Linked DNA regions of Homo sapiens: region 2 is linked to region 1. Evidence: chromatin contacts called from ENCODE Hi-C or POLR2A ChIA-PET data. All regions are on one chromosome and are shown on one strand. Each heading gives the region's core, a stretch centred on a gene start or an enhancer-like site at or near the end of the contact. The rest is flanking DNA. Distances are from core to core; before and after follow the strand shown. Region 1 overlaps ATXN1 (ataxin 1). Region 2 overlaps ATXN1 (ataxin 1).

Region 1 (6,840 bases), core at 3,894-6,393:
GCAAAATCTAGGTGGCAAGTTTATGGGTGTTCACTGTACAATTCTTACAATTTACTTGTATGTTTGCAATTTTTCCTAATAAAATGTTGGGGGGAAAGTCTCTCGTGAACAACTCTGCCCAGTCATAGAAGAGTTTCCCAGGAAAGATTTATTTAGCCCAAATATGCATGTATCTGACTTTTGGGGGACATCTCATTTAACAAAAATTAGGCTTCTGATTTCTCCTTTTAACCTCTTTTACAGAAAACTGCCCCCCTTAGCAGTGAAAGGCAGCACTTTTGCCAATGTGCTATTGCAATGTGCTACTGCAATGTGCAATGCAATTAGGCTATTAAATAATAGACAAAAGGCCAATGTTTATTAATTAGCAAAAAGCCATATAGGATATGAGCTCTAGACTCTGCAGAGCTTTATATTCCACATGGACCCTCCAATCATTTTTGTGGCTTGGATGGATTTCAGCACTGGTACTTATCATGGTCAAAGATACATCATTATTGCTCTAGTCAATACACATTTTCATTAAATAGCACATTTATAACACATGTATTTATTTTACAATTTCCATAAACTTGGTTATTTACTCATTCTACCTTCAACTCTTACTTGGCCTTAGGAAATGTAAAATCTTTTTTTTTTTTTTGATAAGAGGTTTTTCTTGAAATAGGAGTTAATTAAAAGATTTAAGGAAAACGTACCTCTTGTGATTCAAACATGAGATTATTATTATCTTTTATAAAAGGTAAAATCTATTTCAGAGCATTTTAAGTGTGCATCAACCGTCCCTGAATTCCGATGCTTGACAAATTCATTAGCAATAACAAATGTTAAACCTGTCTAGAGTATTTCCTTGCTATTCTACGCAGCAAATCAATGGCCTCGCCAACCGCCACAGGATAAAAGTGTGTGTATTCTGCCAACGTGATGCCACCGACAGGGAGAGCCAACTCTGCTCACCCTCCGAGAAGGACTCTAGTGCATAAGTGGCTGCCTATGTATTGGGATGTTCTGGCCGGGCGCGGTGGCTCACGCATGTAATCCCAGCACTTTGGGAGGCTGGGGCAGATGGATCACCTGAGGTCAAGAGTTCAAGATGGGCTTGGTCAGCACAGTGAAACACTGTCACTACTAAAAAGACGCAAAATTAGCTGGACGTGGTGGCAGGTGCCTGTAATCCCTGCTAGTCGGCAGGCTGGGGCAGGAGAATCGCTTGAACCCAGGAGGTAGAGGTTGCAGTGAGCCGAGACTGCACCACTGCACTCCAGTCTGGGCAACAAGAGTGAAACTCTGTCTCAAAAAAAAGAAAAAAAGAAAAAAAGAAAAAAAAAAAGAAATGATGTTCTAACTGAAATACAACCATGATACAGGCAAAAACAGACTTCGATTTGGAAGCTAAAAAAGGTGTCTTGGCCAGGTGCGGTGGCTCACACCTGTAATACCAGCACTTTGGGAGGCCAAGGTGGGCGGATCACCTGAGGTCAGGAGTTTGAGACCAGCCTGGCCATCATGGTGATACCCCATCTCTACTAAAAATACAAAAATTAGCCAGGCATGGTGGCAGATGCCTGTAATCTCAGCTACTTGGGAGGTCAAAGCAGGAGAATCACTTAAACCCAGGTCAGCTTGCTGGCAACTTCCCAGATTAGTGCACTTGATGAAACCCCTTGTAATAATTAAATTCCTTCCACCGGCACAAGAAATATGTCCACTGAAAATAGGAATTTCCTTTCTCTCTTTGCCCTCAAGACCTTCACCACCCAGGACAGTGAGAGGCTATAAGTGTTAAGGGCACCGGGGCAGAGCCAATATCTGGGTTTAAATGACCTTGGGCAAATCACTTAACCTCACTGTTTTCAGATATAAAATTTACATAACAAAAGTTGTGAGGATTAAAGGGTTAATATAGCACAAAGCACTTAGAGCAGTATTATAGGTGTTTGCTTTTATTGACCAACATACAAAGAGCTGACTGTTATTCAATGATTCCAAAATAATTGTTCTTTTTATTTTTTTAATCTTTTTTTTGTTTTTAATTATACTTTAAGTTTTAGGGTACATGTGCACAACATGCAGGTTTGTTACATATGTATAGATGTGCCAGGTTGGCGTGCTGCACCCATTAACTTGTCATTTAACATTAGGTATATCTCCTAATGCTATCCTTCCCCCCTCCCCCCACCCCACAACAGGCCCCGGTGTGTGATGTTCCCCTTCCTGTGTCCATGTGTTCTCATTGTTCAATTCCCACCTATGAGTGAGAACATGGGGTGTTTGGTTTTTTGTCCTTGCGATTGAGATAGTCTCGCTCTGTCACCCAGGATGGAGTGCAATGGCACTATCTCGGCTCACTGCAACCTACGCCTCCCAGGTTCAAGCAATCCTCTCGCCTCAGCCTCCCAAGTAGCTGGGACTACAGGCATGAGCCACCACACCTGGCTAATTCTTGTTTTTTCAGTAGAGACAGGGTTTCACCATGTTGTCCAGGATGGTCTCGAACTCCTGACCTCAGGTGATCCACCTGCCTCGGCCTCCCAAAGTGCTGGGATTACAGGCATGAGTCACTGCGCCCAGCCCAAAATAACTATTCTAACCTATCCTCTCCTCACTACTTACCCCCACTATCCTTCACCTGCCAACCCACTCTAAGTCTGTTCATTTAGACTTCTACCCATTCCCATGCAGAAAGGACCAGTTCAGCAACAGCAGGGATGCTGGCAGGTAGGTTTTAGAAACTCTTAATCACAGGGCTAATGTGTTGATCCAGCTTAAATGTATAGCTAATGATTCATTCCACTTTTCATTTTATAACAAGGGTTTTTTTGCATGCAGATTTTATCATGACGCTTGCTTTCTCTCTTCTCTTGTATCAAGCATCTTTTCATCTTCAGCTCTGTCCCACCCCACTGCTGAATTTTTTAAAAAAGAAAAAAGAAACCCAGCCAACTAGCTCAGAGGCCTATGTATTTTGCTCTGAACTTCACACTGACGATATTATACACAGTCATGGCAGTGACTGTATTATACACGGTCATGGAAGTTATGGAGAATTGGAATCTAATGAAAAGAGATAAGAGAGGAGCAGAGAGATAAAGGAACCCTTGAAAATCAGCCCCAATATCTCACCCAGATATGGGTGGCCTCAGAGCTTATTGATATAGACTGTGTCTCTCACCAAAGGGCATGCCATTTGCTTGCCATCATTTCTTTAAAACTATTAGTCACTCTCACACCGATTTACCTTTAAACAAGGACATTCTATAACCAGGGATCCACCTCTGTGGCTTAGTCATCGGATCAGCCTCAAGGTCACCGACTAGAGTAACCTGATGACAATTACCTCATTCACCCACTATAGAACAGTTCTATCACCGATCAATACAGGACACCTCTGCACAACATCAACAAAGCCTTCTCAAGGGGGCACCCTGCATGCATCAGAAACAAATTACACCCTTAGAGGCAGATGACACACCGAAGGCAGAAAGATCCTCTCTGCAAAGCAAAGCCTTTGTTTAAGTCTGAGAGGAGTGCCAATCCAACCTCAAAAAAAGGAGAAAAGGAGAGGAAAGAGGATCCATGCCACAGAAACAGAGTACTGTTCGGAACTCTTTTCTTGACATGATGTTTCCCTTGCCTTTCCGCTCGAACACGGGATGCATCTTCTGGGGAAGAGAAAACTGGAAGTGCAATGACAGGGGACTGCAATGCTGAGAATCAAGAAACAGAATTTCACAGTGCATTGGTGAAATCACCAATAATAAACATTATAGAGTGCTTACTCTGTGTCAGTCTCTTAATTATTATTATAATTATTTTTGGAGACGGAATCTTGTTCTGTCACCAGGCTGGAGTGCAGTAGCATGATCTCGGCTCAATGCAACCTCCGCCTCCTGGGTTCAAGTGATTCCCCTGCCTCAGCCTCCCAAGTAGCTGGGACTACAGGCGCGTGCCACCACGCCTGGCTAATTTTTTATATTTTTAGTAGAGACGGGTTTCACCATGTTGGCCAGGATGGTCTCGAACTCCTGACCTCAGGTGATCCACCCACCTCAGCCTCCCAGAGTGCTGGGATTACAGGCATGAGCCACTGCGCCCGGAACTGATTCAGCTCTCCCAACAGCCCAGTGAGATGAGTTCTATTATTATTCCCATTGTACAGATTGGAGTACTGAGGCACAAGAGGGTAGGTAAAGTGCCTGAAGTCACACTGATAAATGGCTGCAGTTGGGATTCAAAGCCAAGGAGTTAGGCTCTAGAGTCACTATATTAAACTGCCTGGTTAAGAACAGCAATATTACATAATGTTAGGTTTGTGTTGTGTTTTACAGTTTACAAAATATTTGCACATGCTTTTTCCCTCTGCTTGGAATGGCTGTCTCATGTATTTACTTATGAGTTCCTCTCCCAACAGAGCCTTCTACTGAAAGGTGTTCAATACCGTGTTCATAGAGTGAAGGTATGAATAACTGACTCTAATTAATCCTTAAATTGCTGTGGGAGACAGGCTGAGAATATATGACTAAACTTGTTTTGAAATAAGGAAAATGAGGTTTGGGAAAATCAAATGACTTGTCTAAGGTCATATTGCTTTGAATATGAGCTCATCGTAACTAAACCAGTGGTTTAAAAAAAATTTTTTTTAACCACAGGACCTTTCTAAGAAAACTATTTTACATAGCCTCAGAATATCACAGAGCTGAAGGAGAAGCTGCCCCGCTGCCCCGGTCAATAGAGGCTGAGGGCAGCCCACAGCCTCAAAGTTTATGGGGAGCCTCTGGGGCTTTGCAGAATGCAGGCTGGGGACTCACTACTGCACCACGCAACACTACTAGGACACCTGACCCAGCCCTGAAACTTTGAGAGAGGGTGACCAACCACACCTTCAAGTCTCACCCATTTACGACTCTGACCCATGGGGGAAGGCAGAGGATTAAGATTCTTTCTCCTTCCACCCCAGCAGAGGGACCTGTTCTTAGCTTCCCAGCTTGAGCGTCTCTTTCTGTTTCTTTCTTTGGAGCTCTTCTGTATTTGTTCCTTTTTCAGTCCCGAGGGCTGATCACTGGAAACAGGGCAACCTCTGGTGACCTGGTTTTTCATCACCAGCCAGGGCAGAAGAAGTCAAAGTGTGCTCAAGGGCTTTGCACGCTGCTCCCTAGAACTGGACGCCTTTGAGAAATCTGGGATTCTTCCAGGCGGCAGACTTCATTCCACAGTGGTGGAAAAGCTGGCCAGGGAGAGAGAGCAATTTTGCAAGGCACAGTGCCGCACTTGGACCTGTATCCTGACACCGCCAAATCAGAGGAGGCAGAAAGCCCTGAGTGTTACAGAACGTCTGAGCTAGAGGAGGCCTCTAAGAGCTTTCAGTCCAGTCTCCTCATTTAATGAACACGGAAATTGTATCCTGCTAACGTAAAGTGACTTGGTCAAAGCTACGCAGTGGCACAACTAAAACTCAGGATTTCTGACATCTTGCCCCTGAGCACCCAAAACTCAAAGGACAGAAAGTACAATGTGAACTACAGAAGTAACCAAAGGACTTTCTGGTGATGTCAAATGATGCAAGACAGCAAAATGCTCAAGTTGGGAATAAATTGATAGGTGTATCTATTAAAACCATCTCTTAAGGCCTTCTGGGGGAAAACGCCACCACCAAGAATTACTTGAAGGCTTGTCAAGTGCTTTAAGGCGCTATAAGGCAAGATGCAACACTGAGAGACATTAAAAAAAGATAACCTTTTCCCCACTGCCTGAGTTGCTCTTGAGTGCCTAGTGGGTGAACAGAGGAGGGAGAAGCGCCCAGGCTTCCAATGGGTTCTCTGCACAGCCACACGGTCATTAGCATCCACAATCTGCATTCACTCCAGATGAGATTTCATCACCGCATCCTATTTATTCATTCCTTAATATAAATCTAAATTGCGCTCTTCAAATAGCAGAGAGCACTATGCTTCAGTAAGGGGAAAGAGAAACGATCACATTAAGAGACGTGCTGCTGCATTTTCATCTTCTCCCTCCTATGTTACTTTGGTCTTGACAGCCTTAATTCACACAGTGCTCCCGGAGCCCTTCCCTGGCTCGTCCCAAGGATCAGCAAACACACGGCTATCTTAGTTTTTCACACTGGGGCTCTCTCTAGAGGGAAAGTATGTAGCTTTCCACATTCCCAACTACTTGGGAGCCCAAGGTGTTTGCAGCAGCCAAATACAACTAACGAGTAGGAAAAAGACACTAAGAAATGCCACAATTGTGTCTGACACATTCAAAAGACAGTTGTCCTCCCATCCATGGAGGATCTGTTCCAAGACCCCAGTGGACGCCTAAAACCATGAATAGTACCTTTATGTATATCTACTATGTTTTTTCCTATACATATACACCCATGATAGAGTTTAATTTATAAATAAGTCACAGTAAGAGATTAACAACAAAAACTAATAATAAAATAGAACAATCATAACATTATACTGTACTAAAAGTTATGTGAATGTGGTGTCTCTCTCTCTCTCTCAAAATATCTTATTGCATGGCACTCACCTGTTTTTGTACCACGCTTGACTGTGGGTAATTGAAACAGCAGAAAATGACACCGAAGATGGGGGGTGGGGGGAACTACTGTATCAACCTGGATAAGTTCACAGGGAACGGAACACATTCTTTCCAGAAGGTGATGCATAAAATCACAGCATGTCCACAAATGGCCTTTGGGAATGATGGGACATTTGAGTTTACAAAATGCGAGACAAGCAAAGCCCAGGGAGCTGAGCTCTGGCCTGGGTCCCGCTCATTCCTTCCCACCGTCCCGCAGCCACCACCACCTCTCATTCTGTGCGGGAGGGGACA
Region 2 (6,260 bases), core at 3,498-5,997, 150 kb after region 1:
TCCCAAAACATACATAACACAGAGTCTTAAATTTTAAAACCATATCAGATACTAAAATATACAACTTATCCTTCCAGGTCTTTCCTAAAAGGTATACATACACTTCCGAAGTAGTATAAAAAAAAGAGGTCATTTCAAATCTGATAACGCACTGTGAATTAGTGAATTATCTTAACAACACTGTCCTAATTAAGACCAATAAGAAAGCCATCCATCCAATATTCCACGAGACAGCCAGGCTTCCCGTTGTGTAATTATTCACCTCATAGTGGTCCACCTTGAAGGCATGCAACACATTATGCCGAAAAGAGATATTTATATAGAAGGGAATTACTTAGGACATGCGGATGTCCCTAAAATAAAGATTCTTGACCACTCGAGCTACTCAGTATTTCTCTCTAGGCTAGAAACAGAAAAGATTAAATAACATATTCATATGGGAAGTCAATTTTTCCATCAATGAAAAGCAAGAAACCGTAAGAGCATTTCAAGGCAAGATCTTTTAAAGTCCTACAAATATTTAAGTATAACCTCTCTACACTTTTTAAAAATACAGTTTATTTAAAGATATAAGGAAAGTCCATCAAATAAACAAGAAATATTTACTGAGAACCTCCTTTGTGGCCAGGATTATGTTTCTATCTAAGTCCCATGAACTTGGAGCATATTTACAAAATTATTTAACTTTATAAAGTATTTCAATGAATAATGCAGTCTTCCAAAATGTGCATGGGGCTGTAATTCCATCTAGTGTTTACAATGACACTATAAGCCTTGGATGGAATTACAATCTTAATGGGAACAATCAGAGTGCACTACTCCATATGCTCAGAGAATTCAGGATGAACTCAACTTCTAAAATAAAAAGCACCAAGCCATTGGCATGTAATTACAACCAGGAGGCCAAGCTGTCTGCTTGCTAGTATATGAGAAATGCTCAATTGAAAGTACCATCTCACCTTATTGTAGCAAAACCTATTTAATGTATCTGAAAAACCTCTTCCTCTCCAAAATTAAACTTTCGACTTTCGTGATGAGAAAATTTCCACAAGGGTCTACCACATAGAGGTGATATATATCGGGTGATGACAAGATTGTCTGGATGCTACCAATAAAATCTAAGAATCTTCTAATACCACCTACATGCACCTAAACTTAAACTCTGAAAAGTACAATGTATTAAGAAACAGGAAAAAAAATCATGCTCAAGAGCCCTTTGAAATTACTGGCATTTCTTCTAATTTTTGGGGGCTAGTCTGACATTTATTAGCATAAACAAAGCAAAGTGCCTTGTGTCCGCAAGAGGGAAAAAAAAAAACTTTAGAGAGATTAAACTCAGAGTTGTAGAAAAAGTTTAGAAACGGATTTAGAATTTCGCAGGAAAAAGAAAAGACAGTGACACTATGAATCAGCATTTTCGTATAAGCAGCCTGGAATCAAAGAAGAAATACACACACACACACACACACACACACACACACACACACGGAGGATACAGCACCGTGAAGAATGAAGACACAAATGCATACAAATTTAGTCTGTATATTTATATTTAGAATACAAATGGCTTCTACGGTCTTTTTGTGCCTTTATCATACCTAACTTTATCTGGTACTCATAGAGGTCACCAAAGCTGTATAAAATCATAGCAACCAGAAAACTAAAGGAAACAAACACCTCTGGCAGAAATCCTCACCAAACAAAGTATAAGGCATAAAGAAACTATACTTTCATTGGCCACTTTTAACATAGCCATGCTTCTACCTGTGAAGGTATGGGACAATTCCATGAAAACTGAGTTCACGGAGGGCCCTCCTGTGGGTTATGTATCCTGGGTTCCAGCATAACCCCTGGTTGAGAACTTACTATTAACATTAGCTCTTCAATTTATTTTCATGATCCAGGGACTTGTGTATATTGTATCACAGTGGTTACCTAAAATAAAAAGTAACCAGATAGGAGACAGTAAAACAATATTGATGAATTTCCATGAGAATGAGACATATCATTTAGGAGCTTTACTTAAAAACCTTCCTGCTAAACAAACAAAAAAGGACTAATGCGATATCTGTCTCTTGGGGTCTCCCATGCTTATGAATTGAGAAAACACACTTGATATAAGTAAATGAAGAAACAATAGTTGAAACAGCCCTGAAGTGACAGAAAAAATGGAAGTAGGGTTCTAAGCTCAACTCCAGAGGCAAGGTGGTACAGAATACCAGCTGGATGAACAGTTCAAAGCTTCCCTAGTTGAGGGTCTCTACCTCAATGACAGACAAAACTCCTAACTTTGGCTTTCTCCATAGAGCATCAACCAAATTCAGTAATGATGAAGTACCTGCTTAACACTATAGGTTGAATAACTTTTGACAAGCTGTAACATCCTGTTGGTGGAAAATAGCCAGCCTTGCTCAACATAATATTGCAAACCCAAAACAGGGTAATTGTGCAAAGAGAGAATTTTGTGTATGTCCCCTTTCCAGAAAATATTCTGGGTGACATCCAATCTGCTTTTACCCGGCTCACTTATTTACAATTGGGGCTGCCTAAAATGCAATGCCATTCTAAAACTACCAATAAACTATTTTGTGAAATCAAGTTTAGTAACTTGAGATTCTCATTTATGATATCCCTGACAACCACCAAAACCTGATTAGACATCTCTCTCCTTTGTCTAGGTGCTTTACTGAAAAAAAGCATGGAAATAGACTTGGAGATGCATGTGTGTGTATGTGTGTGTGTGGTGTGTATACATGTGTATTGCATGTGTATGTACATATATAGTATGAATATGTGCGCATATGTGTACGTGTATATGCAGATGTGTATATGTGTACTCTGTGTGTGTGTATGTGTGTGTGTGTCCATGTATTTAAACACACTGCTTTTCCTATATGCAGCAGGAATTTCCTATCTGGCATATGAAGACAATACATACTCTTTTGGATGGAGCTGGTGAGTCAGGCAGTGTTTTGGAACTGCAATACTTGAGTCTGCATGACTCATGAGGAAAGCAAGTCTGGGGTCTGGGACTGTTGTATCAAAATGGGAAGGAGTGGGAAAGAAGATGGCTTTTTATAATTTAAATTTTTATTTTTTATATTGTTGTAAGTTTTTACTTTTGAGACAGGGTATCACTCTCTTGCTCAGGCTAGAGCGCAGTGGCATGATCATAGCTCACTACAGCCACAAACTCCTGGGCCCATGGGATCCTCCCACCTCAGCTCCCGAGCAGCTGAGACTACAGGCAAGAGCCACCACACCCAGTCAATTTTTTCTTTTTTTTCCTTCCTTTTTTTTTCTTTTTTTTTTCTTTTTTTTTTTTTTGTAGAGATGGAGTCTCCCTATGTTGCCCAAGCTGCTGTCAAACTCCTGGGCTCAAGGGATCCTCCCACCTTGGCCTAGATTTGTATTTTTAATTGACAAATAATAATTGCATGTAGTTATGGGTTATAATGTGATGTTTTGATATAGCTACATATACTATAAAATGATTATATTAAGCTGATTAATATGTCCATCACCTCACATACTTATTTTTTATAATGAAGACATTTAAAAACGTATTCTTTTAGCAATCTTGACATTTATAATACCTTATTATGAGGGCTAAAAATGAATAATATTAATAATCCTGTACAATGGGTCTCAGAAACTTAGCCCTCTTGTCTAACTGAAACGTCTGTACCGTTTGATCAACCAAAGATGGCTTTTGTTGGCAATTCAATTTTTTTGACAAATTCCTCATTTTTGTCTTCATTTGGAGTTTTTATCCATTACAAGAGAGGAAGATGACACAAGCCAGAATAGAGGAAGATGAAACAAACCACTCAGGATTCTGAAGGGAACACTGGGTTGGGTTTTTTTTAATTTTAATTTTGATGTTTATTATTTGTCTTAGAGACGGGGTCTCACTATGTTGCCCAAGTTGGCCTTGAACTCCTCTGCTCAAGTGACCCTTTGGCTGGGACTGCATGAGCACACCACTGCATCAGGCTCATCCAGTTGAGGTTTTTTAAAATACTGTTTTTGCTCTGATTGGGTAGCCTCAAAGAGGAGGAAGAGAGTCATGATGAGCTTGATTCAGAATCTTCAGCTCTCCACTCTATCAGCAACCTGCCTTCCTTCAAGTCTACTTGGCCCAGTGCTGTTATTCCTCCTCCACTGGCAACTAGATGTGTGAGTGACATTGATTCCTATTACCAGAGGGATTAACTCCAAAGTTCTCTTGAAGGTTTTACAGTTCTTTTCCAGCAGTTCCTCATTCTTCAAAGGTAATTAACCTCTTGATGGGCTTACAGCAGAAGCAGTGTTAGAAGTCCCAACACATTGATGATATGTTATAAACCAGGGGAGAGGATAATTGGAAAATGTATTTCCAGCCTCATTGGAAAATATATTTCCATTTATTGAGAAAAAGTAACTCAAGTGTTTAGGAACATATGAATCACAGAATTGTAGATTGGCAGAGGCCTTAGAAAACCATGCTATTTCGACTTCTACTAATAATGAGAAAACGGAGGTGGAAAGAGGGAGAGTGACCTGCCGAGCCACAGTTACCCAACCAGCACCAATGTAGTCAGTGCTGCCTGGAGCGAGACCTGACCATACTGTGGGGCAGAATCTCCCCTCCAATCCCCTTCATAAAGCACGATGATGCTGTTCAAACACAACCTGTGCCTCCTGTCCTTAGAGCCCCAGATTTCATTTTAGGAGAGGATTACGAAATAATGACTAAGCTCTGAAAACTGAGAATGAGACAAAGGAAGAAAGGGAGATAAGAAGGAAGACAGTAAGAGAGTCAACAAGCAACTTATTGTAGTGTTTGCAATCACTACTTGTGCCTTTCATTACATTTAAATGCATGTCGAAATGACATGATGCAACCACCTTCATGCATTCTGCAGTGAAAAAGATGGTGCCAGGTTGGAATTTCATTGTAAGTGTCGCAGAAATATCCCTTTGGAATCAGGTCCCAAATCATTATTTGCTCCTTTTATCATTGTCATCATCGTGTATCATGGCAAAGCTCCCTGAGGGGAGGAGCTCTGTCTGTCTTGTTCACTATCATATTCCTTACACCTACGGCATCCATGGGACAAGCTAAGTAAAATTTACTGAAAGGCTGAATAAAAACTTCCACATGGAATGAAGAAGAAATATGCATAGTTTGAAAATGCATATGCAGTATTACAGTTTTCTGTAAAGGAAAATGAAAGAAGACCTGTTTAAAATTTAAAACCACATTAAAAGATTGAGAGTTTTTTGTATTTATAAAAAGCTGAGGTATGTTAAAAATGGAAAGCACCTATTAAGCTGTTACTGTCAGTTTCACCTGTTAAGTAGGTACTATTAGTTAAGCCAGCATAGTTCCTGAGTTGCAAAGCATATACAGGCTGAAGTACAATGTCAAGAAAACATGTTAAAGGGTGGTAAATAAATAGCCACTGAGAAGATACTCTGAACAGATAAATAAGAAAAAAGCAAATGTAGTTGAAATAAATGGAAGCTCTAGGCAGTGTGTGGACAGACAGAACAAAAGTGGTCACTGTTTATGCCTTGGCCTGAATGTCTGTGTGCCTCCAAAATTCACATGTCGAATCCTAACTCCCCACGTGATAGTATTAGGGAGTGGAGCCCTTGGGAGGTGCCCTCTTGAATGGAATTAGCACCTTTATCAAAGAACTCCCCCAGGAACTGCTTTGCCTCTTCCACCATGTGAGGATACACAGAGAAGGTGCCATCTGTGAGCCTTAGAACAAGCCTTAGAATAGGCCGGGTGTGGTGGCTCAAGCCTGTAATCCCAGCACTTTGGGAGGCCGAGGCGGGCAGATCACCTGACATCAGGAGTTCGAGACCAGCCTGGCCAATATGGTGAAACCTCATCTCTACTAAAAATACACCGGGCGTGGTGGCACGCACCTGTAGTCCCAGCTACTCAGGAGGCTGAGACAGTAGAATTGCTTGAACCTGGGAGGCGGAGGTTGCAGTGAGCCGAGATCATGCCACTGCACTCCAGCCTGGGCGACTGAGCGAGACTCTGCAAATATGTACTTTATATGATTAATCTATTTGTAACCATTGAAGTAAACATTTTTCTTTGTGCTTTTAAATTCAAACCTCTACCTTAGCAGCCATATCACAGTCACAAATTAACTATATGGCAAGTAATCTGTATGATTACTTTGGGTTCTCAGATGACTTGCTATGTATTTAATGAAGTAAAATTGTAAGTCAAGTCAGATATAGGTAGGTACAAT

The links. Hi-C counts contacts between places; a loop is a spot of excess contacts on that map. ChIA-PET counts read pairs that join two places held with the same protein, here RNA polymerase II (POLR2A). Pooled maps may share reads with other maps.
Region 2: a map with no recorded cell type shows a loop between it and region 1 (7-fold over the local background). The contact joins two enhancer-like sites. A Hi-C loop is called at or near these places in 1 of 168 maps with a recorded cell type or tissue (dorsolateral prefrontal cortex), 1 of 37 single-sample maps with no recorded cell type and 9 of 50 pooled maps. POLR2A ChIA-PET finds 5 or more read pairs at or near these places in 5 of 52 experiments (A549, A673, AG04450 and 2 more).

Annotation. Positions count from the first base shown.
Region 1 is chr6:16,536,413-16,543,252 of GRCh38, forward strand. The region is part of intron 4 of ATXN1 (ataxin 1); the gene reads right to left. Among named protein-coding and RNA genes, the nearest start is that of ATXN1-AS1, 220 kb to the right of the region's middle. Within about 2 kb of position 5,144, at least 8 of the 41 ENCODE cell types and tissues checked have a DNase peak (open chromatin) inside an H3K27ac peak, as active enhancers do.
Region 2 is chr6:16,686,209-16,692,468 of GRCh38, forward strand. All of the region lies in intron 2 of ATXN1 (ataxin 1), which reads right to left. Among named protein-coding and RNA genes, the nearest start is that of ATXN1-AS1, 72 kb to the right of the region's middle. Within about 2 kb of position 4,748, at least 4 of the 41 ENCODE cell types and tissues checked have a DNase peak (open chromatin) inside an H3K27ac peak, as active enhancers do.